Linked DNA regions of Mus musculus: region 1 is linked to region 2. Evidence: chromatin loops called from intact Hi-C (ENCODE). Cell type or tissue: left cerebral cortex. All regions are shown on one strand. Links, peaks and the distances in the headings refer to the core of each region. The heading gives the core; the rest is flanking DNA.

Evidence for each region. Peaks named below come from ENCODE experiments on the same cell type or tissue, not always from the same donor. Only the 100,000 strongest peaks of a DNase experiment are listed, where the experiment ranks them.
Region 1: it touches region 2 in a loop (1.8-fold over the local background); 1 of 42 quality-filtered maps calls a loop at or near these places.

What each region holds. Positions count from the first base shown.
Region 1 is chr2:3,706,676-3,722,970 of GRCm38, forward strand. It overlaps Fam107b (family with sequence similarity 107, member B), which reads left to right and starts at 6,783. Exons shown (of 4, transcript NM_025626.4): 1 at 6,783-6,961. In left cerebral cortex, for the core only: CTCF peaks have their summits at 6,659 and 8,971; a DNase peak (open chromatin) is centred at 6,731; H3K4me3 peaks cover 1,439 bases; H3K27ac peaks cover 353 bases.
Region 2 is chr2:3,620,467-3,636,761 of GRCm38, forward strand. The region is part of intron 1 of LOC108168726; the gene reads left to right. Among named protein-coding and RNA genes, the nearest start is that of Fam107b, 85 kb to the right of the region's middle. In left cerebral cortex, for the core only: a CTCF peak has its summit at 9,459 (motif pointing right); no DNase peak of the experiment used is centred there.

The DNA.
Region 1 (16,295 bases), core at 5,967-10,966, 85 kb after region 2:
GGGTGACATATTCTTAACTTTGTTTTTCTTTTCCCATTTTTCTGTATTGAGGTCACCAGGGCTCAGTGAACACTACTACATGTCCAACTGTGGAGTCTGGGTGACTGAATAGAAATATGTCTAACCAATTATCACCATCACAAGCATTCTGAGTCCTTGGATTTCTGGTCTACCTGAGTAACTGCTGAACTCTTTGCAGGATACATCCCCAGGGCTCCTTTCTTTAAGGTCTTTACTTAAAGCAGAACACTTGATGTTATTTATTTTCTGTGCCTGTGGCGGTCAAATGGCGACATGTAGGAGGCGCTTCTTTCTTCCTTTCCACCATTTGGGTTCTAAGGATAAAACTCAGGTTGTTGGGCTTGGCATTAAACACCTTTACCAACCGACCCAACTTGCTGATCCAAGTTCTAGAAATTCTATGGAGACTGTCTTTCTGCCTCTGTACCAGTCTACCCATGTGCATAATTGTATGGATGGAATTCTAAAGTATCCTCAAAAATTGCTGACCTATAAAGCACCCATATCTTTCTCAATTTCTTCTACCATAAACTATGCCCTGTCGTGTATTAGTCAGTTTTGCATTACCATAATGGAATATCTAAAACAGGATAATTTTATGAAAAAACAAACAAACAAGTTTCATTTACTTCAGGGGTTTATCAGCTAAAAGTGCAGGATCAATTGGGCTCAGTTTGATTTCTGTCAGAGCTGATGCTAACTAAATGTCATCAAAACCTGGGCTATGTGTGGGAGGAAGAGATCACATCTTGAAACAGGAAGTCAGAGAGGCTGACCTCACAGAATCTCTTCTGAAGGCAGGCTCCCAATGACTTACTGACCTCCCATGAGGCTCCATCTCTTAGTGGTCCTCAGTCTCCCACTGCCACACTTCCAACACATTAGCTTTTTGGGAAGATACAGCTCAAATCATTTTCAAACCATTTCATCTTGTGATGGAATTTTGAAGTTTCAGGGAAGGCCTCATATTGATTGGTTGTAAGACACGGAGATGATCTGACCTTTCACTAGAGGCTAAAATGGAAGCCATTGATTAGAAATGCTGCAGAATTTGGCAAGTCACTACTAGATTACTGGTGGAAAGGGCCATGCACTGAAGCATGTGGGAAGATCTGAGGAGCTTTGAATGGCTCTGATTGACAACCGGCAAAACCCCCACGAACTTTAGTGCTGCAAGCACAGGCAGAAAATTCTGCCGTCGATCCAAATGAGCTTAGAAGAAGACCTTAGGCTCCATGACTGGGAGAGTGACCACAAACCCTGTCAATATCTTGAATTTTCTTTGTGATTTTTTTTTTTTCAGAGAAACTAGTTAGGGTGGATCTGAGCTGAGGGATATATGAGTGGTATTCTAAACCACTTAGTCTCCAGTACTTTGCTTTACAATTTTGGTATTTTTAAAAAAAAATTATTATTATATCTAAGTACACTGTAGCTGTCTTCAGATGCACCAGAAGAGGATGTCAGATCTCATTACGGATGATTGCTAGCCGCCATGTGGTTCCTGGGATTTGAACTCAGGACCTTCAGAAGAGCAGTCAGCATTCTTATCCACGGAGCCATCTCTCCAGCCCCACAATGTTGGTATTTAATATGCTATAGAATGAACTTTAGATACCTACTGGCTTACAACCCAATCAATCTTATGTCTTGTCTAAAGCCTTTCTTCTTTAGCTCCTTTCTCATTGTTATTAAAGAAGAGACAAATATATAGAAATTTAATATTTTTGTTGGTCTATCAGTTTAGGACATAAGACCAACAATAAATTATCAGACCTACCAAACCTATCTTGTGGGTTTAATGTACAATGATTTTGGGCTGTTTATTAATTAGCATACATCTCTGGAGACTATTCCCCTCGATTGTCCTATTGATTAGTTTTTGTCAAGTTGACATAAACTAGAGTCATTTGGGAAGATTGGTCCTCAGTTGAGTATTGCCTCCATCCGATTACTACACAAAGGCATCTATAGCTAGAGAAGAGCTTGGGATTGCAATGTATATTCCAAAGTAGTATGGGAAGAAAGACTCTGCCACTAGTGATGAGTTAGATGATCATGCTGAGGACCTAGTGAACAGGGTTAGTGACCAAGCTGACAGTGTTAGCCAGCTTCTGGCATTCAAGGCTACTCAGGGCAAACCAATCCCTGGATGCCCTCCAATGACAGAGCCAAACAGAGGCTACACGGAACAGGATGGAGACATCACAGCTGAGCCGTGTCTACGTTGTCACAGCACTGTGAGCAAATTACTCATCTTTATGTTAAGACCCAAGGTTTGACATAATTGTTACAATGCATTAAGTAATGAATGTAGACATTAGAAAATATGATATGGGTAAAAGTCATGGCTTCCACATAGGATTTCAAAATGAAAATTGTATTTGGTTTTTTTTTTTTTTGAGTGAATTATTAACTCACATGAGACATAGTAAAGATTTCTACATATGCAAGGATTAACTTCTTTTAGGGCACAATTATGCTTCTTTCTTCAGAGCCCCCTCACATGATGGTTAGGATACAAAGTATGGGCTGCATGATGATGCATAATGAAAATGACAAAAAAAAAAAGGACAAAACCCAGCATGTCTTAATCCAAATTGATTTTGCTTTACTTTATGCCCCCAAATGCCCAAATGCTTATTTTTATCTTTCTTTAGTTTTCTTTGGGGAATCAATTTGAGGTTCCTCCCTCATATCACAGTAAGTGCACAAGACTAATGCCAAGTTCACAAGTGACCTTATGGATGAGTGCTAAGTTGCAGGTGACTACATACGTTTTCCAGTAATGGAAGATGAGAGGATCTGTCATCATGGTGGGTTAGGTGACTCAGAACACCCTGTAGAGGAGTTTTCCTTTTGTGCTTCATCTGGTGATAGCCAGTCTACCAAGGCCCCCCATGGAGTGGGTACTCTAGGATGTCCAGCTGTTCTCAGAAGTTCCAGGTTCACCTGGGCAACAAGCACTGATCACCACTAACTGTGATGCCGGCACTGTGATGGATGTTGTGAAGCTGTGAACATAAATGATTCTAACTTTAAAGCCCTATTTCCATGGTCTGCCCACAATGGCTCTAGGGATAACCAAATTAAATTAGTTTACTTGAGCTTACCTGGATCAGAACCCTGTGGTTCCCCCAGGGTTGTGAGGCATTTGGCTTCCTAAAGTGGATTTCATACAAGGCTGTTGTCTACTGTCAATTGAATTTAAAAAAGAAATCAAAGTAAATATTTTCTCTCATTCTTATTTGTTTTGGGGTTAAAGAAGATGTGGTACCCAATACCACAGGGCAGGCTTTGAAGGCATTTTTTATCTCAGATGGCCAAACAAACCATATGTTTCCATTTCTCTGAGAGGGCAGGGAAGGTTCACTTATCATGTTCAGGCAGTCTACCCAATGGCTTGGCATCATGGACGCTGGTCCAGTTTGTTTTGGAGGGACAAGTCAGGTGCACTGGTAGGATAGCGTCTTACCAAAGTGAGAGTCCAAAGAATGCTTCTTAGGTCATTTGATCAGGCAGCCACACAAGAATACCACAGACTGAGAGGTATATGAATATAAGGCCCTTTACTTTATTTTGATGCAGTTGTGGGGGTTGGAATGTAAGAGTCACGAAGCCAGAAAGATCGTTTTCTGGTAAGGCCTCTGGTTTCTGAATGGCTGTCTTCTCTTTGTGTCCTTGTGTCTGTGTGTCCATTTGTCCGGGTATCCGTTTATGTGTGTGTGTGTGTGTGTGTGTGTGTGTGTGTGTGTGTGTGTGTCAGAGAGAGAGAGAACGAGAGAGAGAGAGAGAGAGAGAGAGAGAGAGAGAGAGAGAGAGAGAGATTGGGAGGAGAAGGGAGCTTGTCACTTTCCTTCCTATAAGATTGTCTTGATGGTTAATAGTGGCTGTAAGGTTTACAGGGTCTAGAGTCACCAGAGACAAGCCTTGAGGTATATCTGTGAGGATGTTATAAAGGTTAGGTTAATTGAGCGAGAAGCCCCACCTGAAATGTGGCTGATGCTGTTCCGTAGGCTGTGGTCTAGGACCACATTAAAGGGAGGAAGAGCTGAGTACCAGCGTTCATCTCTCTCTGCTTCTGGATGGTTGGCACAGTGTGAACAGCCACCTCACACCCCTGTTACATGCCTTTCCTATAGAGGTATTTATGTCCCCTTGAACTATGTGTCAAAAATGAATACATTCTTCCTGAAATTGCTCCTTCCAGGTATCCTGCTTCAGCAACAGGGAGAGTCACTAATAATAAACTTATGATCCCATTTACTGAAATTACTTCTATCTAGGGACTATTGGCAAACTGCTCCATTGGGATAGGGGTAGTCAGGATTTCAATTTGTATATCAAGGAGAGAATACAATCTAGGCCCTAGCACTTCTTATATGGCACATGCTAAATTAAGCCCAAGGATGTATAGATAAGCTTATATGTCAGGCGCAAAATGCTCTCAGGGAGTGCATATTAACAGTGATGTGATAATTACAATGCTGTGCTCAGGTCAGATGGGAAGAATGAACCCATTCAGTTAGAGCAGGTCAGGGAAGGCTTTTCAGAGGAGCCTTAGACTCAGCGAGACTTTTGGATGCTGGGAGTGGTTAGAAGTATTCCAGGCAGAGGCAGAATCCCACTGTCAGTGGTCACAGAGCAGCAGCACAGTGGCTGAGCAGAGCCCCAGGTGCTTAGGGGTGTAGGAAGAGCATGGGACCATGGTCAAGGTGGTTTCAGGGAAGGGTACTTTCCTTTGGAGGACTGCACTAAGCAGCTTGAACTTCACCTTGTAGCAGGAATTGGGAACCTGTTACACATTAGACATTGGATCTATAATGCTCCTAAGAGGTTCATGCTTTCAGTGTGTGTTCTAAGCCAGTGGTGGTGCTTGGGGGGCTACGGTATTTTCAGGGTGTAGATTGCTAGCAGTGGGCTTTTGAAAATGATAACTGGCAGCTTATTCTACTCTTATTCTTGTCTGCTTCTGGACACTCATTTGTAAAGTCACCATTGGATACACCAGCCACCGGGAAGGACACAAGCTTGTGAAACTGTGAGCCCAAGTAAACCCTCCTTCCCCTGTTTCTATCAGGTGTTTTGTCAAAATGGCAGGAAAAATAGCTAAAACAATAGATATTGTAGCAGCAGCAGCAGCAGCACCTGCTGCAGCAACAGCAGTGGTGGATCAGTTTTGATTTAAAAGTTCACCCAGAAAGCAGCTGGGACCCTGACACAATGGTGGCTAGGACCAGTTAGAACACCATTACCATACTGTGGTCACAGAGCCCAGAGGCAAGTGTGGTGGGCACTACCGGAGATGGGGAGGGGATAGCTGCTCATCCTATTCAGAACTTAGGAGTTGATGTCAGTGTGGGTAGGGGTAGGAGTCTAGGCAGGATCCCTCTGCTTGGAGACTAGGGAGCCATCAGGGGGAGAGGAAACTCCATGCATGGGGGTGAATGGCAGAAGACTGCGAGTGAAGCACAGCAGAGAGCCCCTGGGACTGGGAAGGCTCTGAGGAAATTATTGTTGGCTTACCTCTATGAGAAAGCGGCAAAGGAATATTGCAAAGTTATCACTATTACGTGCTGTATTTTAGACTAATGTGAAGTAATGTGAATCCTGGGGTGAGTGTGTCTATTGCTCCTGGATTGGGAGGATGCCCAGGAGCTGGCTAAGAGGACTCTGTAAGACTGAAACATTTGGAATAGGTAATTTGCTCATTGAAATCCACTGACAGCATTTTTCCCCCTGTGCAAATATGACCTAAGCTCTTTGAGTCAGAAAAGTTTCCTAATAAATAAATCCTTAGTCATCTGTTGCCAAGAAAATGAAAAGGCTTTGGTATGGAATCCATCAACCTGCTGGCCTTGTTCTCACCCTGAGACAGGGCCTGCTTTTGAACTCGTGATTCATGTAAATGGCTGAACTCGTGATTCATGTAAATGGCACCCTTGGAATTTTGGGTAGGGCAGGGAAACAATTCAGGAGAGCTAGAGAATGAAATTAGATTTTTTTTTTTTAAAGATCAGATCAGTCCTTCCTTGATCTAAATTCTCCATCTGCCCTTTGGTGAGGGTGGAGAGGAAAGCCCAGGTCAGTGGGTTCTGAGCCTTCAGTTGACTGTGACTTTATGTAATTATAACAAACTCCTTTTTTGATTTTCTTCCAAAAAAAATATTTGGCAGGGTTTCAACAGACCGAAGAGAAAGGGGTGGGGGAGAACAAAAAGGAGAGAGAACACAGAGATACAATAAGAGATACACAGTAACATAGAGACATAGACACACAGTAAGAGAGCTACAGATACATAAAGACATAAGACACAGAGAGACAGAAAGGACAAACAGAAAGAGAAACAGAGAGAGCAAGAGAAGGACAAACAGAGAGACAGAGCATGAGAGGGACAGACAGAGAGAAACACATATACAAAGGAGAGACAGAAAGATGAGAAATAAACTCAAAAGCAGATGCATAATGAATTTTAAATTGTGGGCCCCGTGAACTTGCAGCTGACACCTTCCATTAGACAGGTGACAACTTTTCCTTCCACCTTCCTGGTCCTTTCCTGGGCACCCAAGCAAAGGAAAGTAAACCCGCACAACAGAGGCCCCTGCCACATGACCAAGGATCCAGAGCTCTCATCTGAGTCCACTAGGGCAAAGCAAGGCTGAAAGCTCGGGGGGCGTGGTCGGCCGTTCGGGGGCGTGGCCTAGGAGTTGGGCGTGACTTAGTGATGACTCAGCGGCCCCGCCCCGTCCCCGGCCCGCCCCGCCACTTAATTCTGACGCGCGAGGCCGCCGGGTGCGAGAGCCGCCCCGAGCCGGACGGGCTTCTTACTCCGGCGTTGCAACCGCCGTCGGAACCGCCCTCTCGCCACCTCGGTGGCTAAGGTGCCGGGTACCAACGCCAGCAGCGGAGCGCGCCAGGGAGCAGCGCGCCTTTGTGCGAGGTAGGCTGGCCCCACACTTACTTCTCACACAAAGACGAGGGGCTTGCAAGGCGGCCGCCCGCCGGGAGAAAGCGACGGGTGTCTGACCCCGGCCTGGGGGACCCTGTCGTTGGCCTGCAGGGCGGGCTGGGGTATGCGGTCCCTCGGGCGTAGGCGAGCAGCGGGGAGCCTGGTGGCCCTGCGCTGCTTGGGGAGGTCTAGGGTGCAGGGCCCGGGCGGCGGCCCGGATCGAGGGGCGCCGGGGCGGAGGGGCCCCCTGGAGAGGGGGGAATCCAGGCTGCTGCTTGGTTGGTTCATTGTTGCATCCTCGGCCCTGCAGACCCAGACCTTAAGACCCAGGCTGCAGTGGCTGCGCGCCCCGGGCCAGATGCCCGCCTTGCCTGTCCCGGCAGCAGGACAGGGTCAGCGTCCCGAAGCCGGCTCCTACCCGGCAGACAAAGGCGGGGTCGTGCTGCTTTGAAAGGTGGTAGTGACACTGTTTCCTGTCTGCAAGTAACTTTTCTATGTTGGACTCTGCTGTGCCTCTTGGAGTCCGGTCAAGCCAGGGGGTTTGGGTGATGTCAGCGCAGAAGTCCCCACATTTTTGGGGGACTCAGTGATTGCCTCCTGAAACATTTCTGGATGACTGGGAGGTAATCTGGTGTATAAGAGCCAAGTTTTGACATGTGTGCTGGAAGTGAAGCGTCCCCAGCTCTCTTTGAAATGTAGAGAGTTCCTGTTGAGAGGATGAAGTGCACACACCAGCCATCCCAATCCCTTCTCAGATTTTTGTCCAGGACTGCTAAGTGAGGTTACTTAGTCAGAATGGGGGGTGATACTGGAGGCGCCAACAGGGGAACAGAAGGAGCCCTGTTTGGCTTGACTTTCTGAATTTGAGCCTCCCTGCTAACAGGTACACTTTCTCTAGGCATGCTACCTCACTAGCATTTGGACATGTTAAAGTTGCTCTAAATCCTGTCAGAGATGCCTGTCTAGGGACGGTTCCTTAGTGTTTGGAGTTTCAGGCTTTACAACTTTGAATTAATAATCATATATATTTGTGATAAATTAAAAACCAGAAGATAGGTCACTCATGTGGCCACCACCCACACATACCCTGAGGATGAAGGTGTATTTGCTTTATAGGTGGCAGGGAAGTTTGTGTGTGTGTGTGTGTGTATGTGTGTGTGTGAGAGAGAGAGAGAGAGAGAGAGAGAGAGTCTAAATGAACACATTGTTAATTCCTAACCTTTATACTTGTCTAAAGCATGACATTTAATAATGATAACTTTGCAATGTTCCTTTTACTGCTTTCACAGAGGATTATACTAACAACTTGTTTTGGAATATATTTTCTCAGAGCTTTGCCAGTAACTATTTATTCAGAAGGGAGAGGCGGGAAGATGAAGGGAAAGTAATGTGCTTTGCACTTCACTGGAGATAACACAAAAGACTTTATCATGTATATATATATTTGTATGGGTATATCTAAATCTATATCTGTATACACACACATATATCCATATATGGATATAGATAGATATATATCAGGAGTAGCTTGGGACCGTTTAAAAGGTAAATAAATGTTTTTACTGTGAAAAGTTCTGAGAATCCTGAGAAATCCAGGATGGAAAGAGCTGCCTGTAGAAAGACTAGCCGTGTTTTCCATGTGCCTCATGCACATCTCAGAAAGTTTGTGTTGAGAAAGTAAAATATGTTTTCATTACAGTGAAGAGTTTCGAGTGTCTAAAAGGCCATTCAGCTACGTACTTGGCCGGTGGACATCTTTGTCATTACTTATATTTTCCCCTTGTAAAAATTTTGGTCTTTGAGTTCTTTAGTATGCAAAGCAGAAAGAAGCCTTTGAGACAGCCCTTTAGAGGCAGGGTGCTCAAGAGATGATGAAGTATTCTGCAGTCATTTCTGAAGCAGGAGACACCATAGGAGGAGGTTGGGACAGTGTGCTGTCAGGTCCCATTTGCAGTTTTTCATCTGCTTTGGGTTCCTTAATATGCATGCACACTTGGAGTAGTTGCAGGGTTGTCCCCTAGGTGGTGGGCAGAATATTTTGCCCTCCGTAGTGATTTCTGTTGCTTTTCTAGTCATGTACTTCCTAACAGCATCGAGTGGGATGGAAGGTCCAGGAGGAAACAGCCGTGTGCCCAGTCTCATTTCCTACCCCTCTGAGGGCTTTGGGCTGTGTGAGCAGTACAGGCAGCTTGGGCCTCAGCTCAGACTTTAGGAGTCCCATGTAGGGCTAGAGCTGTTGCTGGAGAGCCCGCTCCTGAAGTACATAAAAGACTTGTACTCTAGAGACACACCCAGAGCAATCGAGTTCTTGCCCAGAAGGAAGGCAGGTGCTCTTACTAATTGACTAATTGCTCCGAGTTTTGTTTAAAATGCTGCAAGCAAAGGAAGAAGGATTTTTCATTTTTCAGTTTTGTTTTTTTCTTCTGTGAGACTGAGGGATAGAAAACTTTTTCTTCCACTGAAAGGGGGGACACAGACTGAATACTGTGGCTTAGTTGGGGTTATTGATGTCTAAAAGCCCCTTCCCTCTGGAACACGCTGTGCAGGAGTGGTTTGAGAACTCAGACTTGGGAGTTTGGTTCAGTGAGATCTGGATTTTAAGATGTTTGTGGAAGTCCATATATACCTTGGTGAGTCTAGAAGTACTGGGGAGAGAAACTGGCCAGCTTTGGGGTTCACTGGTTCCATACTGGGAAAGCTACTGTAGAGTGAAGATCTATGTATAGCTGGTCCCACGGGAACTACTCATAGCCTTGTGTCTTCCCCGGTCTAATCTTTTCCTCTTCTTGCTTTTCCTGTTTAAAGCAATCTCTTATTTTCTCTTTTCCTTTCTGTGGAGAAGTGCTGGGCCTTTTCCATCTGAACTTTTCCTCACAGTGAGTACTTACTGAGTGCACTTAAAGGGATGAATGCTTTTATCCATCGGTGCCTCACCCCTGAAAGAATACATTTATTTGGGAAACTGACTTGGGTTACCTTTGGAAATGGTAAATCAATGGGGGCTGTTTCTGAGGTTGCTGGAGGAGGCCAGACACTGAGTTTGTTGTAGTTAACAAGATGAACTTGGTCCTTGTGGCAGAGTATGTGAGGATGATATTTTAAGAATTGTACAAAGTGACCCCCACGTTATTTAATAGCTGAGACTTTCAGAGCTGTGAATAGGAATTAGCACTGTTTGATTTAAGCTCCTTTAGGAAGAATGAGAGAAACCACAGGGAAACATGGGGAATACGTTCCTAATCCTGTAAGGCAGATACTTGGGATACCCTGGGAACATGAGTTGCCCAGGGCTAGCTGGGCATAGTTGAACTAACTGATGAGGTAGACTGCTGTGTTTTGTCTAGAATTTGGCTGGGATATTGGGACAGTTTCTAGTGCAGCTTCATTGTCCCCACTGAAGGGGTCAGTAGGGCCATCAGGGAGTCAATTGTTGTAGTGATGTGGTGTCCTGACTTAGAGATTCTGAGAAATGAGTGTTGGTGTCACACAGAGATCAGCAGACTACAGCTGTGTTTCCCTCCATTTCTGGAAATTCTATTACAGATGAAGAGACAGCTAGAGGAGCTTGTGGGAAAATAGATACTGGCTTGAGAGTGTTCCCAAACTCAGCTGGAATACAGGAAGGAAGAGGGGATAGGGCTGCATTTAAAGCAGAGGAATGCCGGACAGTTCTAGCAAAGATGTCACTCAAAGTGGAGTATCAGGCGACGAGCAGCTGTACAGCTGGGCCTGTGGTTGGCCTGCCGTATGTAGTGGTGTGTGTGTGTGTGTATGTGTGACTTATGTGAGATCACAAAGGACATGTGCACTGGCATTGATGACAGTAATACTCACTCCACACTCCACAGGCATGGAGCAGCAATAGAGCTTGCTGCAGGGGTTAAGGAGGCCCTCCTCAGCCCCCCTCCTTGGGCTGCTGTTGATTAAGCCTTTGCTGGTCATGAGACACAGAAAGCTTTAGTTAGGGAATTTGCGGGGCCTCTGTAAGCTTCCTAAGAATGAGTTATTAAGACTTCTCTCTAACAGGAGAGAATACAGCTTACAGTTTGATGACCTCTAAGTAAGTCACATAGCCCCTGTGAACTTTTCTAATTTGTGAGGCTAATGTGAACTTGGTAATACTGACCTCCTATGATGCGGTAGGTAAAGACCATCCTGAGGCAGTGGCATTCCAAGGCATGGTCCCTGAGACTTGGCCAATCACCAAGTTGTTGATGCTTTCCTGTCAGTGTCTGTGGCCTTGTAAAAGTGCACTTAAAAGTTTGTCATGATAGGGCGCTGAGAGATGGCTCAGTTGGTAAAGCATTTCCTTCACAAACATGAGAACCTGAGAACGGCTTGCCAGCACCCATGTACAGAGCCCCTGGGCAGGGGATGATTGTAATCTAGGTTCAGGGAGGCAGACAAAGGAGAGTACCTGGGTCGTGTGTGTTACTGCTAACCACAGGCTTGGTTCTGAGCAGCTACTCTCTAAAAGTGATAGCTTGACTGAAACTTTACGGCTGTTGACTGGAAGTCCCCTTTTCTTCTCTCCTCAGCCTCTTTCAGCTGTCATTCTTCCCTTTGAGTCTGTGAGCTTGACTCTTGGATACTTCATAGAAATGTGACTGTGCACCCCTGGCTCCTGTGCAATGGGCTTCCTTCCCTCAGTATGACACCTTCAAGATTAAGGTTGTAGCATACTGTAGGCTGAGTAGCATTCTATTGTAAGTGTATACTATATTGATCCAAAACCTGCAACCTGTTGGTAGATAGATAGGTGTTCCCACAAGACTTCTAGAAGAGAACAGGAAGCCTCTATGCTATTGGCCTTAGGGGTGATCTCGTGGCTGTGACACCCAGAACACAGCAAAAAACAGAGTGAATGGACCCCGTCGAAGCAGCGCAGCAAAGCTGTGAGCAGAAAGGAAGGACAATCTGCAGAGTTAGTTATGGTTCCCCAGCCATTTAGCTAAAGAGGGCTCTTCTCCAAGTCTGTCAAGAACTTCAGTAGTGAAAAAACCCAATTAAGGGCTTCGGAGCAGAGTCGGCATTGCGCGCAGCCTTGTAACTGAGCGTTTTAGTAAGGCAGCATGCCATGGGCGCCATAGGGATGCTTGAAGAGGGCAGGGCTCCATCCCTCTCTTCACCTTGCTTTTCTTCTTGTCATGTTCGCTGGAGCATTTTAAAGATTACCTGGCTGTGATGTTAGGATGTCCATGTTGTCTTCTCTTCTTGCACTCAGGTTTTGGCCTCCTTCCTGAAGTGTCATAATGAGGTCTGTAAGAGTGAAGGCTATTGTTTATGGGACGGATCCCCAGGTTGGGCAGTCTCTGGATGGTCCTTCCTTCAGTCTCAGCTCTGAACTTTGTCTCTGTAACTCCTTCCATGGGTATTTTGTTCCCCCTTCTAAGAAGGATCCAAGTATCCACACTTTGGTCTTCCTTCTTGAGTTTCATGTGGTTTGCAAATTGTATCTTTGGTATTCCGAACTTCTGGGCTAATATCCACTTATCAGTGAGTGCATATCATGTGTTCTTTGTGATTGGGTTACCTCACTCAGGATAATATCCTCCAGACCCATCCATTTGCCTAAGAATTTCATAAATTCATTGTTTTTAATAGCTACGTAGTACTCCATTGTGTAAATGTACTACATTTTCTGTATCCATTCCTCTGTTGAGGGACATCTGGGTTCTACTGCGGATGCCAACAAGAGCTTGCTGACAGAAGACTGATAGAGCTGTCTCCCGAGAGGCTCTGTCAGTGCCTGACAAATACAGAATGGATGCTCACAGCCATCCATTGGACAGAGCACAGGGTCCCCAATGAAGGAGCTAGAGAAAGGACCCAAGGAGCTGAAGGGGTTTGCAGCCCCAAAAGAGGAACAACAATATGAACTAACCACTATCTCCAGAGCTCCCTGGGACTAAACCACCAACCAAAGAAAACACATGATGAGACTCTTGGCTCTAGCTGTATATGTAGCAGAAGATGGCCTAGTCAGTCATCTATGGGAGGAGAGGCCCTTTGTCCTGTGAAGGTTCTATGCCCCAGTATGGGGAAATGCCAGGGCCAGGAAGTGGAAGTGGGTGGGTTGGTGAGCAGGGGGAGGGGAGAAGGGATAGGGGGTTTTCGGAGGGGAAACCAGGAAAGGAGATAACATTTGAAATGTAAATAAAGAAAATACCTAATTAAAAAAAAAAAGAAAAAAAAATAAGAGTGAAGGCCGTGGAAGCCTGACACCAATGTTCCTAAGGTGTGCACTCTTGAGAGGGAAGGGAAAAGTCAGGTCTCTAAGCTGCCTGATATATGCTAATGAGACTTAAAGACTTGCATACTCACCGGATAAAATCCCATAGTCTTCAGCGAGTACAGGTTATTTATGAGTTTCCAAGGTAGAGAGATGAAAATTCCTATGTCCTGGACAAAGTTAAGAATGCCATCGTGGACATCTCTATGTAGATGCATAATGTGCCTCCCCTACAATAATTGATGTCATTTGAAATAGGTATCACTGTGGGCACAAGTGTGACCAAAGTTCATCCGCAGTCTCTCCCTCCCTCCTCCTTTCCTCTGTCCTGTCCACTCTCCTCCACACTCTTTCTTCTTCTCTCTTCTTCAGTGGTTGCACAGAGCAGTATAGCATGCCTGAAAGAGAGAAGCCTAGACTACAGCCCAGCTTCCTGGGAGTTAGTGCATGGTTTGAGACAGGCTGTTGAGCTTTCTCCTTTGTTAGCTGAGTTCATTCTATCTCTCTGCCTATGTTACCCCCATGTCCTTTATAACTAACGATGCATCCTATGCGGGTCAGTGGCTGCAGAAGAGCATGCCCTGGGTGGGGAGTGTCTCAGAGCATGGGCTACGCCTTAGGAGATGGTGTAAGGAGACAGGGCCTGGACAGATAAGGAGAACACAATACATTTCCTATAGGTCCTGCTGTGGTGACCAGTTCAGCTACTCTGTGTTCATGGAACCTGAAATGTTATACACTAAAGTTTGACATGGGCCGTTAGGGATCCTATATTCTTATCTGTGAAATACAGTGATAGCAACATAGTTACTACCAACTCAAAGGTTTTGATCGTGTCCTGTGTAGTAGAGTGAACCTTGTTCATTCAGTATTTAGGAATGCTGATGTGTTCTAGTCCATATGGCAGTCCCTAGGATCTGGGGCTAGAACAGACTTCTTTGGAGTTAGCATGCTAGTGTTGATAGACAGTAAATGAATACACAGACCAGGTAGCTCTTTCATTGTGCTGCCAGGGAAACAAGCCCAGCTCAGGGCTGCAACCTGCTGGAGAGGAAGTGATGCTTTTAATTGGGTGAGGGTCCTATTTGAGTTTTGAACAAATGCAACAAGTCTGTGCAACCCACTCCAGTCTCTCTGAGTAGAGCAAAGGGGCTAAGATCCATGGGTGCTTGCTATAGAAGGAACCACAAGAAGGCTAATGTGGATGGAGCCAGGTGGGTGGTCAGGAGCAAGGCTTCCAGATGAGGCCCTCTGGTGAGGAAACTTGCTGATACAGACCCCATGGGAGGGTCCTGTGAAGGGGCTGGAAGAGTCAGGCCTTGCCTGTCTGTGGCTCTGGAGTGAGTCGTGGTGCCTGAGCATCCGGCACAGGCATAGGAAGGTTGGTAGAAGTAGATGCTCCAGTAGCTGGATCGTATATTTTGAAGATAGGGCCACAATGACTTGCTAATTATTTGGAGTTGATATTGGCTAGCAGAAGAATCATGAGTGACACATGGTCCCAGACACCAGGCAAACGATGATGTCATTTTCTGGATGAGAACGAATGGCTGAGAATTGTCTCTATAATACACTGTGCTCTCTGAGATTAGTACTGCTTTACTCTTGTATCAGAGATGGGGAAACCAAGGAGCAGAGAAGGTGAGAGGCTGTGCTGGGAGAGGCTGGGAAGTGGAGATGGGACACACCTGAGACCCTCCGCCTTTTCATCTCACGTTGGCTCCACTGTCTGCCTCTGAACGAGGATGGCAGATGGGTGTGGTTTCATGTGAATATATGTCTTTTTCACAGCACACCTTGGTTGAAATTGGATTTACATTTCATTGAATGTACCCATTATCAATGTATAGTTCCATATTTTTTCATAATTTGTAGGCTTGGCAGCCACCATCCTGATTCAGTTTTAGATTCCACAGTCAGCTCCCATTCCCATTCTCAGCTTTCGGCAACCAGGGCTCACTTTCTGTCTCCACAGAGTTTTCCATTTCAGAAATTTTGGACAAACGGAGTCATACAGTATACCATTGGGTTGACTTTGTTCAGCTAGTTAGTGTTTTTTGAGACCCACTCATTGTTTTATATGTTTTATAAGTCATATGCTTTTAAGGGGCATTCTTGGCCTTTCTTAGAAGGATGTACTCTGCTGATGGGAAAAGCATCCTTAGGATGTACCTTAAGATGACATTAATAAAAATAGTACTCACCGATGCACGGCTCTGTAAACATTGTTATCTTTCGTGTTCTTCTAAGTGATTCCATGAGGGTGCGTCTGTGGTTGGTGCTTGATCAGGGAGGGGCCTGAAGTGCTGAGGGACTAAAGAGCCTGTCCAGGGCGAGAGGCTGAGGTAAGGTCCAGGCTTTGGCTCTTCCCATCCCATCCTGCTGGACTCTACTGACTGCGTATTTAAAGCTTGCACAGCTCAGCTTCAGAGAGGGCTGAGAACATAGGCTTGCAGATAAATCTTAATTTGTAACTTTAAGAAAAGTGTTTGTTGTGGATTTTCAGTTTGGCTTTGCCCCATGGAGATGATGGCATCTTAAAGCGATCCTTCTATGGGGCAGTTTTCTTAGGCATAACATCAGAGTGGCACCAGATTAAAAGCACATAATTATGCCATTAGGCAGCGCTGCGTGCTTGAGTTATGTTTTAAATATGATGCTTACCAGAAATACATTTTTGTATGAAGTACCCTGAGGCTATTTATGAATTTACTGTTACTGGATGGAATTTAATTAGGCATCATACATTTTTAAAGATGATTATATAATTGCATTAGATATTCTTTGTGCCAAGTACATATTTGAACAAGTTTTTTTCTATCTATGTGACATTCCTATTAGAAGATTTCATATCCTGTATCGAAGAAGGATTCCTTATGTATTACAAGTATTCTGGAGTTGTGGAAGACATTTTCAACAACTCATTCACAGCAGTAGCTCGGAGTTGGTCACGTGTGTTTAGCTTGGGTAAGCACTGATGAGCTGTGGCTTTTTAACAGCCATGAGATGTTTGGAATAAGGACAGACTTTACACCCAGATTCCACCCTTGGTCTCTGCTAAGACACTCTTCGCTAGCTCCACATTGTTCTAAG
Region 2 (16,295 bases), core at 7,210-12,209:
AAATCTTTGTCTTCGTCTCTTCTCCTCTCTTCTCTATCCCTTTCTCTTATTTCTTATTTTTTTCTTTTAATCTCCCCATTTAATTTTAACTTCAACGACTTTTATTTTCTAAAGGTGCTCTTCAGTTGGTTGTTTATTGGTAGGTCACCTCTCCTTGGTTTGAGACTTCTCCCTGAAGGTATTACCAAATCTTTAATATTTCCCCACATCTGATTCCTTAGATCATCTGGGTCTTTTTGAGTCCCATGTCTCCCTTTTCTCTTGTGTCCAAAGCCATGTCAAGTGTCTGTTGGTCCTAGCTTTCACCCTTAAGAGAAGAGGCAAAAACAGAGACTGGGAATTCTAGGGTGTGCCTACTTATTTATGATGTTACAGTCGGATGATGGGCACACAGAGGCCTTCCTACTGTAACCATCCATCAGCAATGGTTGCCGGTCTTTTCTCTGGTTTAGCTCTGTGAAAGGATCCTTCATTCACTCTTGAGGAAGAACTTGGCCACATGTGTGAATAATCTGATGACCATGGAAATGTAACACTGCACCCCTCAATTGAAGGAAGAGAGAGGAATTTATAGCTAGTTCCTCCAAAGTGAAGCACTCCTTTGTGGAAGGAGGGTGAAGGTGCAGAAGTACCAGGAAGCCAAAAGGATCCCTTCCAGGAAGCTCAGGAAGTTTAGGAAGTTCAGGAACTCCATGAAGGTAACAGGATTCACAAGGGTATGCCCTAAGTTTATAAAAGTAGCACATGGTTTGAAGGGATGATACTGATCTATACTTCAGCAGCTCAGAATACTTCCAGCCACCAAGTTCTAAGCACAAGTGAGATTTATTACCCTGGAGAGGCAAGCAGGGCAGTTGGTACAAGTTTGGGCTCTGCCTCTGGGACAGGCAAAGGCAGACAGCAAGCAGACAGCAAGCAGCAGGGTTGTTGTTGTTTGTTTGTTTGTTTGTTTTTTCAAGCAGTGAGTTTTTTAAGGAGAAAAGGGAAGTCTGTGCTAGGGTAAGTTTGTAAGTCCTGTTTAGCCAGTATAATCAAAATATGAATCTTGATAGCTGGACCTTGGAGTGTTAGGAATAAGGAAGTGGCCAAAATAAGGAAATGGACCTTGGGGGCTAGCTTTAGGAATGGAATCTTGACTGATTAGCACGGAAGAGGGAAGGGGAAAAGAGAAGACCTGCCAACTCCATGCTTGCTGTGTCGGGCCTATCAGGGAACCCTTCACAGTTGTTCAAGACGATGCTAATCTTTTGTGGAGCTGCCTGCAGGACAGAGCTCTAGGGCCTCAGCTGTTGTGAGTTATCAGCCAGCCTTTTAGGTGCTGCGGTTGTCTTCGAGTCACCCATCTTCTTGTGAGTAACTCCTTACTCATTTTCCTGAAAGTTAACCCAACAGACTCATCACTTCCCTGGACTTGGACAGAATCAGTTCTTTGGTCTGTCGTGAACATATCTACCAAGGAGAAGTCATAAAACAGAGTTTATTTTCAAGGACTGCTATAATCGTATTCCTCTGACCTCTAACACTATTTTGAGATGGAAAGGAAACATTTCCCAGATTTTTGCAGTCAAAATAGTCTTTAAAGTCGGTTTGTTTGGATAAATGTTCAATGTTTCAAATTTGCCTTATTTTCCCCAACTCCCCATCCTGGGAGTGAGTCTGATGTTCAGGTAGGATTGTGGTGCTGGTTCAAGGCTGTGAGTTCCCTGTGACACCATCTGAATTTCCTCTGCCTTCTATCAAAGACCGCCAGGCTGGATGTCATAGACCACTGAGGTGTGACAGAAGGGATTTTTGAGCCACCCTAGCCTGGGTTTTATAGTCCCAGCCACTTTTATCTTGTTTTAAAATTCTAGCTACTAATTCATTCTGAGTCAAGATCTCTACCAGCCATCATTTCCTCTTTTCTTCTTCCCTCCCCTCCCTTCCTCACCCCTCTTCCCCTTCCTTCTTCTCCACCATCATTTCTTCCTCTTTTTAATTCCTTCCTTCCTTCCTTCCTTCCTTCCTTCCTTCCTTCCTTCCTTCTTTCCTCTTTTCCTTCCTCCCATAGAGGGTTTCATTATGTAGAGCTAGTCGGCCTGGAACTCATTATCGAACAGGCTGACCTTGAACTTACAGAGATCTACTTGCCTCAGATTCTTGGTCCTGGGATGTGCTCCTTCCTTCCTTCCTTCCTTCCTTCCTTCCTCCCTCCCTCTCCCTCTCCTCCTTTCTTCCTTCCTTTCTTCTTCTTCTTCTTCTTTTTTTTTTTTAACTTTTAACATGTTGTGTTTCCAAAGAGTTGATATGGAACAGGGAAAACCAGCATGAAGCCTGACTTTCCCTGTACCCCACTTTCTCATTGTAGAAACAGCAAGGGATCAGCATGAGCCCTGCCCTCTGTATTTCAGTGGGCACCCTCAACCCTCACCTTGGAGCCAGAATGGCGCATGATTACAGTAACCTTTTTGTGTGAGGAATCACCTGCTTTCTGTGTTACACTGTCCATACTATAAAGCAAACACACTTATAGAGAAAGCTTGCAGACTTCTGTGGAATCCCTGGGCCATGGACAGAAGCATTGTGCAGACATTTGATGCATGTTGTCAGTTGCAGAGAAGGGTAACACAATAATCCATTATCTTCCATTACCCTAATGTGGTTTGCTTAACCCAATTAGCCAGGTGAGAACATGGATTGTAATGAAACCCTAAACCTGTACACTGAGGCAAATCATAGCAGGGGATTGGTGTTGGGGAGATGACATGGAGAAACAAGACCACCCTGAAACTCCATTTCCTAGGACTGGGCTGTAGCAGAAATCCAGAAGACAGGAAAGAAAGTGCAGGAAAAAGATAGGAAGCCTTGAGGCTGTGGTTCTCAACCTTCCTAATGCGGTGGCCCTTTAATACAGTTCCTCATGTTGTGACCCACAGGTTGGGAACCACTTCCCTAAGATGCCCACTGAACACAGTTTTTAGTGACCACCGCTCTTAAGGAAATTGCTTAAAGCAAGATTGCCAAACAAACCCTTACTTGGGTTCAAGTTCTTTCTGATCACGCCAATAAAAATAACTTCAAGGTATGCGAGCATGCACACACACACATACACACACACACACACACACACACACACACACACACACACACACACCCCTCAGCATCTCTGACAGTTTTGCACCCTAAGCCTTTTTCAGCAATGTTGCGACCAGTTAGGTAACTCATTAAACCTTAGATCCTGTGCCAATGATCTTAGCTTCTAGTCATTTCATTTGTACTTCTTTGACCTTTTATTAGTAAAATAAGTCTGTGGAGCTCTGCATAAGTGTGTATGTATTATGGTTGTACATTTTTCTGTTCTGTGTGCATGTGCACATGTTTGTGTAGGCCAGAGGTTGTCGATGGGTGTCTTCTGAGATAACACTTTCAACTTCATTGTCTAAGGCACGATCTTGCAGAAAGCCAGAGCTCTTGGACCTTGCTAATCTTAACCTAGCCAGCTTGTCTTAAGGGTCCTCTGACTTACCTCCCCAAATGCTGGGGTTACAGGTGGTCTATCATGCTAGACAGGCATTTAAATGAGTGCTAGGGACCCAAACTCCAGTTCTCAAACTTGCAAGGTAAGTGTTGCAGTCACTAAGCCACCTCTCCAGCCCGAGTCTGTGCGCTTAGGTAATGCTGACCAACTAAGGGTTCAAAGTCTTGTTTCTTAACTCGGTAAACACAGAAGTGGGTGTTGGTAGGGATTTCATACTCTTTGTCAATAATTTGTGAATTTAAGCATCAGACTTCCTCAGGAGAACCCATGTGGCCACTAGAAACTAATCAGAATCTGAGGTGGGGCCTAGGCTTCAGTACTGTTTATGGATTCCTCTGTAAGTTCTTTAAATGTATAGACTTTTAGAGAAATCTTGAGTGAACAGAGGGTACGTTTCCCGTAATGATCCATGAGCAGTGCAGATACAGTAGGGCTGGCTAAAGTCCAGACTGTTTTAGAACTCACTCGGAGGAGCCTATTTTCTGTGTCTAGTCTTCAAAAAAGTTGTTTTTTTTTTAAATCTCTTTTTGATTGTTTTGGGAATTTTATCCCTGAATTTAATGTGTTTTGATTAATCTATCGCTATTATCTTTCTTCTGACTCCTTCTTTATATATCCACTACATACCTTTCACCTACCAATTTCATGGCTCTTAGAAACAAAGAACAACTCACTGAGTCCACATAGTGCTGCCTATGTGTGCTTGTGGGTATAGGAGCACCTACTAGTCCAACAGCCCACATTCCCAAGGAAAACTGACTCGACCTCCCCCAGTAACCCAATTGTCAAAAGCTTCTCTGGGTGGGATTTTTTAGTTGCATATGAGTCCGCGTGTGGGTTTGTATACAGAGTATAGCACTCTCAGAAGCTAGAAAAGGGCACTGGATCCTCTATAGCTGAAGTTATAGGCAGATGTCTTAGAAGCTGAGCTCAGGTCCTCTACAGTAGTGGTATGTACTCTTAACATCTGGGCCATCAGCCATCTATTGAGCCCTCTTCTGTGTGCTTTTGATAGCAACACAATGTAAATTCATGGGATTGTGTTGGATAATTTAGCTGCTTTAAAATTCTCCTGTTCCCCACCCATTTGATTCCTCACACCTGCCTTCAAGGCTACGGTAACACCTATTTGTTTTTTCCTTTCCAATTTTGTATATAAGGTCATGTGAAGCATAGTATTTCAGTGGACAAGGGACTAGACATACACAGTCTTAGAGTTCACATTACCCAGTGCACCACAGCCATTACAGTCTTTGTGAGATCTGTTTCACATACGCTTGTGGTGATGCTGGTGAATAAAGCTTCATGTGGGGATAGAGAAATGGCACAGCATACACAGTTATGTGTAATAAATGATGCTTGATCATGATACAGACTGTACGGCTGGGTATGTACTTGTTATGCTATCTGTTTGCACTGCCTTTCTTGGGTGCACTCCTGTTTAACAAAATGTTTATTATGGGATACTCTGCGGTGCTATGCTGGCAACAGCTTCGTGTGTCTCCTATTGATTGGGTATCTCGATGGCTTCATTTTTCTCTTGGGATTGCTTTAATCTTATACCTTTCTGCTCATCGTGACCCTTAAGCACCAAATCTCCAGCACTAGTGTTGCCAGTATGAGCTGGCACTGAGTGGCTCACCTGCAAATGAAGCTAACATTGATCAAGGACTATGAAAGTGGAAAAGCAGCTGTGGGTCCTGTCCAGTCAGGTATGCCCCACCCCACCAGAGCTGTGATCCTGAAGAGCAAAAGCCAAGTAATAGAAGCTGTGAGAAAGGATTTGCTTCATTGAAAGCAATGAGACTGGCAGAAATTCAAGGATATGAAGAAACTTCTAGAGACTTGCATTTAGGACTAAACAGCATCTCATCAACATGGCGATGAACACAGCCAAATCGAAATGCTCGTTTGTGATATCGACAGAAACAGCTGCACCCAGCTATGATGCTACCTTTCCAACTAACTCTGGGTAGCTCAAGTGATTGAAGGATCATTCTTCATTGTGTAAAGGGAGAGTGATTTAGTGAGGGTCTCCCCAAGTCTGCAAGTGCTGACAGGAAGGCAGCTAAAGAAAATCTGGAACCTCTCCAGGAGTTGAAGGTGGGAAGATGGCTGAGCAGCACAGTCTTCATTGGGGAGAAGCCTCCTATGCTGTGAAGAGATGCTTGAAAGGGCTTTCATCTATAAGGGGTTCAGCCAATGTAGGTTTAAAAGATTTAGAGACAAAGACACAGTCTTGCTTGCGAGCTATGCTATTCAGGTTTTTTTCATCGCTGTAACAAATGCCCAAGTAACCATATTGTGTTTATCCATTAATGAAGTCAGAATCCTCATGAGCCAATCATTTTCCCAAATGCCACTTCTGAACTCTGCTTGCATCAGGGGCATGAGCCTTTTAGGAGGACAGACACTTCATGACCAGACCATAATAGGCATGATGTAACAGGCTAGATAGAGAGATTTTGTGATCTGGCTTAATGAGAATGTGGACTCCTCTACCCCAGATTAGTAGCTCACACTACTAGTGGAGCAATAAGAAATCAGGGCTGGTCCAGCATGTCTTCCAAGAAGCCCACACTCTCCTTAAATTGCCATAGCAGAAAAATGGAGAAAGAATGTTTGGAGAGCAACATGTTCTTCAAGATGTGCTTGTTGTTAAAAATGCTCCAGCATAGTCTCCTCTTACTAATGATCTTCATTCCAAGGATCTAGTAGCTTCCCCATTTAACAATAGCTCTTTGATCCAAACAATGGGCTGAGGAATCATAGCAGCTTTGAAGGTTGGCTACATGGGGAGAACCTTCATTACGGCTATTTTTACAAGTGAGGCAGACGCTCAGAAGACATTGATTAATTCTGGAAGAATAACAGAATCTATGACAACACTCAGTGCCTTGCCTGGGATTGAGGTAATGTCATCAGGGAGTATGTGAGAGGCATCTTGAGGAGGCATTCAAGAATTACTTGATGAAGACACATTTGCAAAACTCAACAGAGCTGTGGCTGAGATGATGAGCAATTTTAGTGGACAGGATGACATTGAGGAGCCCTGAGAGGTGATTTTGGATGACTGACTGACATTGTTAGAACTGTAACTGTGTAGTAAAGCAAGGGAAAAGTGAGATTTGAGGGAGAAGAAAAAGAGCTTCCAAGAAAACCCACAGTGAAGGGCTTAGCTGATTTTTAAAGACCTCAAATACTTTACAAAGTTTGAAGATGGGGAGGCTAAAGAGATGGCTCAGAAGCTAATGGCCCATGTGCTTCTCTTGCAGAGGGCCAGAGTTCATTTCCTAGCACTCATGCAGTAGCCCACAGACACCCATAACCCTGGTTCTAGTGCATCTCTGCCCTCCTCTCGCCTCCTCAGCACTACATGCCCATGTCATGTAAAACACCTGTACACATAAAATAAGTATAAAGAAATCTTAAAACACAGTTTGAAAACATTCATCTCAATCCAGAAAGGTTTTACTTATTGAGAAGAGTGTTTATCGAATGTTTATGGTCCTCTGTCTGCTTATAAACAGTTCAACCACAAAAACCAGAAAATAGCAAAGTAATCCACTGCAGGCATATCTCTGAACAGAATGATAATTCTTCAATAGCGCTCCAAGCACAAACTCTGGAGGGAGCTAGGAAAAGACCTTGTCACCTCAGAGATGAGTTTCATTATCCTTGAGGATCTCTCAGTGTACTGTGAAGGAAGAAGAGAGATACATGCTGTCGTGTGTGTGTGTGTGTGTGTGTGTGTGTGTGTGTGTGTGTGTGTGTGAGAGAGAGAGAGAGAGAGAGAGAGAGAGAGAGAGAGATTTTATTTTAAAAGGCTTAAAAACTAGAAAACTATTCGTATTTGTTGTTGTAATTTTTAAAAATGTGCATTGGGGGTTTTGTCTACCTGTAAACCAGTACACCACATGCATGCTTGTTGCCACAGAGAACATAGGATCCTGGGAACTAGAGGTGAGCTGCCATGTGGATGCTAGAAGAGCAGCCAGTGCTCTTAACTGATGAGCCATCTCTCTAGCCCTGAACATACTTTAAAAAAGAATCTACCTCCCCAAAGACTAGCTTTCACAGTTCTGGAAGGTGCTATGTAAGCTTCTAAGCAAGGAAGCAACCAATAGTCCCGCTCAGATGCAACACTATCTTTTGACATGTCTACAACACAATCACTGTTCCTAGTGCTTAGAAAGCACTGAAGATTATATATATATACGTATATATGCATATATATTCACATATATAGACAATGTGTGTGTGTGTAAAACATTAACAAGAAAGAGAGGTAATAATTTCAAGAGGGAGTAAGGGAGAAAGGTATTTGGGAGAAACCAGAGGGAACAAAAGAAAGAGGAAAAATGATTAATTGTATTTTAATTAAAAAGTAAAACACTTTCAGAATAATATGGTGATAGAATATGAAAACAAAATATACAGATATATTTGAAATGGTTATTACAAAAGGGTTAAAATGTGAAATTGAAGGTACACAAGTGGAAGGAGTTAGAGGTGGGAGAGGAGGAGTGAAAAGGCAGTACCTATAGATGAGATTTTAAAAAAATTTAACATTAAAAATTTAAAAGTATGTGACATGAAATCTTATACTTAGTTCAGGTTCATTTACTACTGAAAAAAAATTTCTATGAATTTGGTCAACAGTCTACAGAATACAGCAGTGGTCCAGGGTTTCACACTCTCCATTCACCTACACATTCACCACAGAAATTATTTTTGTGTATATGTCTGCCTGTGTGAGTGTGTGTAATGAGTGTGTGGTGACATATTCCATCACCAATTTAAGCTCTAGTTGTGGGAAGAATTTTATGCAAGTTTACCATTTACAAAATCTCATGTACTGTTTTCTTTTAATATTTTATATATCAGTGTTTTGCCTGCATGTATGTCTGTATACCATATGTGTGCCCAGTGCCCACAAAAGGGCATCAGATCTCCCTGCGACTGGAGTTACAGATGGTGTGAGATGGCATGCATAAGCTTTAGATCAAATCCAGGTTCTCTGAAACAGTAGACAGTGCCCTGGACCACTGAGCTTTCCAGCCCCTATTCTATATGCGTACTGTACCTTTCTTATGCTTAGATACAAAACACCATTGTACAATCATGTCCAGTCACCGGCACTTGCTGCACAACTTTGTGGCTTGGGAACAAAAGCCATCCCATGTAGCCTAGATGTATAACAGGCTGCACCCCCTAGGATTATGTGAGCACACTCTGTGACAGCTCTCCAGTGACAACATCACCCAGTGACACTTTCTCGGCACGCATCCTGTCATTCAGAGATTCTTGGCCGTGGTTAGGGGCATACAGCATGCAGCTTTGTTACATATTGATCTACAGCTGGCATTTTCCCATTGTTTTCTCATGACTTTAAATTCCCAAATGATAATTCGTTGTGTGACGAAACCACAAGCTATCCACTCTTCCTTTGAAGGCCATCTAGGTGGCTCTAATGTCTAGCAATTATGAGTAAAGTCTCCTCCATGGGCAGAGTTTTGTGAGGACGTGGTACCACTTGTTTTTGGTGCACACTGAGGAGTGAGGTTGATGGATCACATGAAATGTGATTTTGTAGGATTATGTAGATTTTGTAAGAAACAGCCAAACTGTCTTGTTAAGTGGCTGTACCATTTTGCATTCCCAATAGTACTCAAAGTTCTTCTTGTTCTTGTTTTTGCTAACACTCGGTGTTGTCAGTGTGGGGGATTATAACCCTTCTAACAGGTTTAAAGTGTTATGTTTTTAAAAAAATACACAACAAACTCTCTCTCTCTCTCTCTCTCTCTCTCTCTCTCTCTCTCTCTCTCTTTCTCTCTCTCGTGTGTGTGTGTGTGTGTGTGTGTGTGTGTGTGTGTAGGTATCTGTGTATGACAGTGCAGTGCCCATATCGGCCAGCAGAGGGCATTGAGTTACAGTTACAGGCTGGTGTGACTTGCCCAATGTGGGTTCTGGGTCTCTGAAAGATGAGCTAGGGCTCCTCGCCACCGAGCCAACCCTCCAGGCCCCCCTCCTCCATAGTATCTCATTGTTGTTTTATTTGCAATTCTCCAGTGACCATTTGCATGGTCGTTACCTGGATTTTTTATTTGACATAGTGTCTGTTCAGGTCTTCTGCCCATTTTTTGTTTGTTTGTTTGTTTGTTTGTTTGTTTGTTTGTTTGAGACAGGGTTTCTCTGTAGCGCTGGCTGTCCTGGAACTCACTTTGTAGACCAGGCAGGCCTCTAACTCAGAAATCTGCCTGCCTCTGCCTCCTGAGTGCTGGGATTAAAGGTGTGCGCCACCATGCCTCGCTGTCTTCTGCCCATTTTTGAATAGTGTGTTTATTGGTGTTATATTTTAAGAGTTTTTTTAAATGTATATTGAGCACCAGAATTTTACCTGCTGTGTGTTTTGCAAATTTTCCTCCAGTCTGTGGCTTGTCGTCTTCTTAACAGGGTCTTTCACAGGTTAGAAAATTTTAACTTTAGGGCCTGGGAGGTGGCTCAGGTGGCAAAGTACTTGCTGCACAAGCAAGGAGAATGGGATTCTATTCCTGTCACCTTTATAAAATACCCAGGTAAACCACCAGCATTTGTCTGTAACCCCAGGGCTGGGGAAGGAGACAGGACAATCTCCTGGGGCTCACTGGCCAGACAGACCCACTCAATCATTTGGCTCCAGGTTCAGTGAGATCCTGTATCAAAAACCTAAGTGAAGGAGTGACTGAAGAAGTCCTCTGATACCAATCTCCGGCACAGGCACACACAAATCCACATGGACATGGACACACAGTAAGAAAAATTTAGTAGAATCCAATTTATTAATTCATTTTTTTCATCAAATGTACTGCTAGGGCTGGTAGCTAATGTTTAAATGTGTCTTTTACTTGCCAATGGTCTCAAAGCCTGCTCCCCAGGGCATGTTGACACCATTGGTCATAAATGGGAAGCACCCCGACATGTCTTCATGGCTGATGTGTGTCTGAGATGCACATGGAGTCAAGCGAAAGGGAAATGGTCAAGTTGATCTGGGGTTCACACTTCCTAAAAGTAAGAGACTGGGCAGACGCTAGAGCAACTGCCAGCATTGGGACTGTTCGAGGGTGGCTGGCTTGTCAGTAACTGGGAGCTAAAGGCTGTGCCATTTGTCACTATTAACGGATGCTGTGCCTTCAACAGCCAGGTCTGGATTTGCACATTTTTATTCATGAATTTGAGCTTGCCCCTAGATGCTGGGACTCACTAAGAGATTCATGACTTCTTATTAAAAGGTATTTTGAAATAAAATTTCACAATGTCTGCATATCTCACCAATATGATGATGTAAGGGGTGAGAGCCATGCTTGTGGCTGAAGCAGCAAAAGAGATTTTTTTTTAATAGACTGAAGAATGAGACAGAAAAGGAGAGAAAGCACTGGGGACTGCCCAGCTAAGGTGCTAAAGTGGTCCATTAGTTTCTCCTAGCTGCCACAGTCCTCTGAAGGCACTAGAGGGTTAGTCCTCCATGAGACCAGCATCCTTGAATGTCAATAGATGCCTGGAGCTGAGCTCGCGGCTGTAGGAGGAGAGCCTCCTTCTCTGCAGGAAGGGCTTCCCCTCTGCAGTCTCTTGACATCCTTCAGGGGATAATTATTCCTTTGATCCTGGTGACACAGTTCCAGCTAGAGCTTCTTGGCAGGTATGTGGACACACATACTGTCTGAGTGCAGAGGAGTAGAGGAAGTCCTTCTCTATGTCCTTGAGGAGAATGTCCTGATGGAACAGTAGGTCAAAGGTGGTTATGGCAGCCTACGGCATCACTTGAGAGGGGGACCCTGAGTGAATGAGAACCAAACTCTTTGTGTGTGTGTGTGTGTGTGTGTGTGTGTGTGTGTGTGTGTATGCACAAGCCATGTGTGTATACATAATATAAAATGTTTTAGCCATTTTTAATGGTGTAGTTCAGTAACTCCAATCATATCTACTACCCATCTCTAGAACTTCTTTCAATTCAAAGCTTAAATTATTCCCGTGAATCAGTCTACTCCAGCCCTGGCTTAGGTCCTCTGTACTTTCTGTCTGTCTGTCTGTCTGTATATAAGTATCACACATGACTAGAGCTGTACAGCATTTATCTTTGTTATGTTTGATTTCTCTTAGTGTTATATCTTTAGGGTTCATTCATTTTATAGCCTTCCTGTGTGTGTGTGTGTGTGTGTGTTCCTGTGTGTGCTTCCCCATGAATGTGCACACATACCTGCATAGCCATGTATGTGTAACCCCCCCCACACACACACACAGAGAAAGAGTGAGACAGACAGACACAAACCTTATAATAGTTTTGTATGTAAGTTCTGTGTTTTTCTTTGTTTTTAGGAGGACTTCATGAAATATGTGTACGAAATCATTTTAGTGATTATAATCCCTACACATTCTTGAAATGTACGCAACATTCTACATAAGAGAATTGGAAATAAAACAAGCAGAAGGGTTTTTATTTGTGCCATTAAGAGGGCAGCTATTGCCACAGCCTGGAGCCCTGAATTCCTGAGAGTCTGTTTTCGAACAGATGATGGATGCTCTCTTTTGTTTAACTTGAGGTGAGATTAGAACATTGAAGAACTTCTCAGGCTAGAGATATGACTCAGTAGGTAAAATGCTCGCCACAGACTCATAAGGGTGGGTCTGAGATCAGTTCTCTAGGCCCATTTAAAAGTACCAGAAACAGCAGTGTGAACCTTAATCCCAGTCCAGGGGAAGTAGAGGCGTGAGAAGGGACTTGCTGGACAGATAATCTAGCCAGGTCAGTGAACTCTGGGTTCAGCAGAGACCTTGTGCCCACCCCCAAAAAAAAATTAAAAGGAGGGTGATTGAGTAAGACACTTGAGGATAGACTCTGGCCTCCATATGCACACTCCCAAACATATATGTGTACCCAACCGCACACACACAAAACATGCACAGAGAGAGAGAGAGAGGCAGAGAGAGAGAGAGAGAGAGAGAGAGAGAGAGAGAGAGAGAGAGAGACAGACAGAGACACAGAGACACAGACAGAGAGAGAGAGAGAACAGACTGACAGAGAATAAACCTCTTACTCCAAGAGACCTTCATTAAAAGATAGAAATACAGAGACTTTTTTTCCGGGGGAAAACATGACTGTAACCGCCTCTGGTCCTTCTGTCAAGATGAAGCTCCTGCTCCTGCAGAGCCTCAGGAGCCAGCTTCCAGGTGACGTGAGACGAATGTGCACCCAGCATGTTGGCTGCTGTGCTGTGCCTTCCGGGAAGCCAGATCAAGACTGTATTTTCTCTGTCATCGTTTTCTTTTTGCAATCAGCCTCCAAGTGGCCAGCTGGGCCTACAGTTCGTCTAAGGCCTGTGCCAGCTGGGACCGTAGAGTACCTAAGGCCTGTGCTACTCATATGACTTTGGCTGCTGGAGCTGCCAACGGAAAATGGCTATTCAGTCTGTTTCAACATCTGGGAAGGAGTGTGTCACTGTTGCTCACAGCAGAAGATGGATGTTCTGGGTAGTCCAGCATTCTACACACGATGCTTCAGCTCGGGACACACACACACACACACACACACACACACACACACACACACACACACACGAGGCTGCTTCTTTAACTTCCTTCCCACCAAACCAGCATGTTTGCCACGTCTGAGTCAGCACCTCCAATTGTTTTTCTTTTTTCCATTTTCATGTGTGCCTATGTGCACGCTTATACATGTACCTGGTACTCATGTGTGGGTGCTTGTACACATGTGTGCATGTGGGGGCCTGAAGGAGATGTAAGAACCATTCGAAAGCATTCTTCTACCGTATTTATTGAGGCAGGGTCTTTCAGTTAGACCCAGAGCTTGCCCACATGTCCAGTCTTGTTAGCCAGGTTGCTCTGGGAATCCCGTCTCCACTTCCTAGGCTGGCATTTATATGGTGGGTTCTGGGGACCTGAGCAGCAATCCCTGCGTTTTGACCAGCGAGTCATTGCCTCAGAACACATACTTTTTAAAAATTGACTTTCCTCTGAGGTCATCACTAGTTCCTTTCCCTGCATCCAGTCAGATATAGACGCTCAGTTGCCTTCAGGCTTCTGTAAGGGACTGAGCCTCCATTCCATATTTCTTGAGTCTTGAAAGTTATGAGGCCCCGGCATAGTCTCACAAGAGACAGCTACATCTGGGTCCTTTTGATAAAATCTTGCTAGTGTATGCAATGGTGTCAGCGTTTGGATGCTGATTATGGGGTGGATCCATTGGACACGCAAACTTTATATGCCCCAGTACAGGGGAACGCCAGGGCCAAAAGGGGGGAGTGGGTGGGTAGGGGAGTGGGGCTGGGTGGGTATGGGGGACTTTTGGTATAGCACTGGAAATGTAAATGAGCTAAATACCTAATTTAAAATGGAAAAAAAAAACAAGAACAAAAAAAAAAAAAAGAAAGTTATGAGGAACGGGGCCAGGTGCTCTTTCAACCCCCAAAGTGCCCTAGACAATGCCAGTCTTAAGACACCTTCACTATGACAACAACACTCTTAAGTTCCATGAATTGCCCCAAATAAAATAATATTATTATAGTAATGGTTTAGTTTCAAAGACTAGTCTTTCTTCTGGGATTTTTCCTCAGCAGCTGATTTTTTTTTTCTTCTGCATTGCGTTTGACTTCAGTCAGTGATTTCCCTGCATCAAAGTGATCTTTATTGTTTTCTTTAATATTTATTATTGTTGTCTTAGTTATGGTTTCATTGCTGTGAACAGATACCATGACCAAGGCAACTCTTACAAAGAACAACATTTAACTGGGACTGGCTTACAGTTTCAGAGATTCAGTCCATTATCATCATGGCAGTGTGCAGGCAGACATGGTTCTAGAGGAGCTGAGAGTTCTTAATCTGTAGGCAGCAGAAGAGACACTGGATGTAGCTTGGGCTTATATATGAGACCACAAAGTCTGCCTCCACAGTGACACACTTCCTCCAACAAGGTCATATTAACTTCAATAAGACCACAGCTCCTAATAGTGCCACTCCCTATGAGCCAAGCATTTAAACACAAAAATCTGTGGGGGTCAAACCTATTCAAACCACCACAATTGTTATTTTTTAAATTAGTATGCAGCTTGTTGAGGTGCTATAAGCCTTTCATCCCAGCACATGGGTAACAGAGGCAAGCAGATTTCTGTGAGTTCCAGGCCAGCCAAGGCTATGGAGCAAGACCTTGTCTTAAACAACAAAAATAGCATACAAAGTAACAGGTTTTATTATAATAGTTCATACATATAGCTTTCCTTTGTGTGTGCAAATGCATGTATGGCTATGAGTATGTGTGAACACGTGTGTATACATGCATGTGGTAGCCAGGGGTTGGTTTTGGGTCGTTCTCTATCACTTTCCACACTTTTTTACCAGACAGGGTCTCTTGCTGAATCTCTCCCAGATTTGGCTAGGCTGGTTGGTCTGCAAGCCAGATGGGTTCTCTCATCTGTAGCATCCTGGTACTGTGGCTAAAGGTGCACACCAGTGCCTGCCATTCTCACCTGCCTTCTGGGAGACTGAACTCAAGTCCTTAGGCTTGAGTGGTGAGCACTTTACTGTCTGAGCATCTCTTCAGTCTCATACCTTGTTTTTGTTGATTCACACCCACACTGGTCTCCTCCTCAGAAGCCTCTGTTCTGCTTCATGACATACCATGTCTGTAACCTCTCCCTCACCCCTGCAACCCTCTTAAGACCTCTTTTCCATCTCTCAGAATCCGCTTTATAGTTTCATAACCTATTGCCTTACTTACATACACACAATACATACATACTCATACATACACACCCATACACACACATACACACATATACACTCACATGTACACAACATACACACATGTACACACATACACTCACATGTACACAACATACACACATGTACACACACATTCATATGTACACACATATACACACGTATTCATATGTCCACATACATTTACATGTATATACACATATTCATATGTACACACACACACTCACATGTACACACACACACACACACACACACACACACACACACACCATGAATTAAAGTCACTGGTCCACTTGTGAATGTAATATTTGGTTTCTGGGCCTGAATTACTTTTATAATGATTTTCAGTTCCATCTCTGTGTTTGTTTGTTCACTCATTAAGGTGATCCCATTATCCTTTTACTTACAGGAAAAAGTACCCTAATCCAGACCCAACACTGTTGCCAGACAAATCTTCAGGATGGGCAACTTTTAGTCCCTCTAGAGGCTTACACAACTTCACGAATTAAGTAAATGTTTGCATCATGGCTATCAGATACTCCACAATATACACAAGAGTTAATTTATGTGTCTCCTCCTCAGGACTAAGGGATGCCAGGGTTGCTGGTAAAGCTGTCTCTGGGCATGCTATGAGGGCATTTTCTTGTTTAGTTAAGCCATCACAATAAAGCTCTCTCTGTATGTCAGTCTGTGAGAATATTAACTGGTGAGTTTCTCTGGACAACACACATGCAGTATGGGTCAGACTATTCCCCCATGCCTCCTCTAAGACCAGTGCCCATTGCTTAGTGTTTACACAGGGTGCCACACATCCCTAGCTTTCTCTCACACTCCCCTTTAGTGTTCAGTGCACCTTGCACCTCCTGCTTCTGTCTGCTCACAGTGGTCCCAGCTTCCATGGCTTCACTACAGCTCTTTCCTGCCATTACGAGCCATGAAGATTTTCTCATCTCCCAGGCAGCTAAGCTATACCTTTCTCTGACACTCCACAGCCTGTGACATAAGC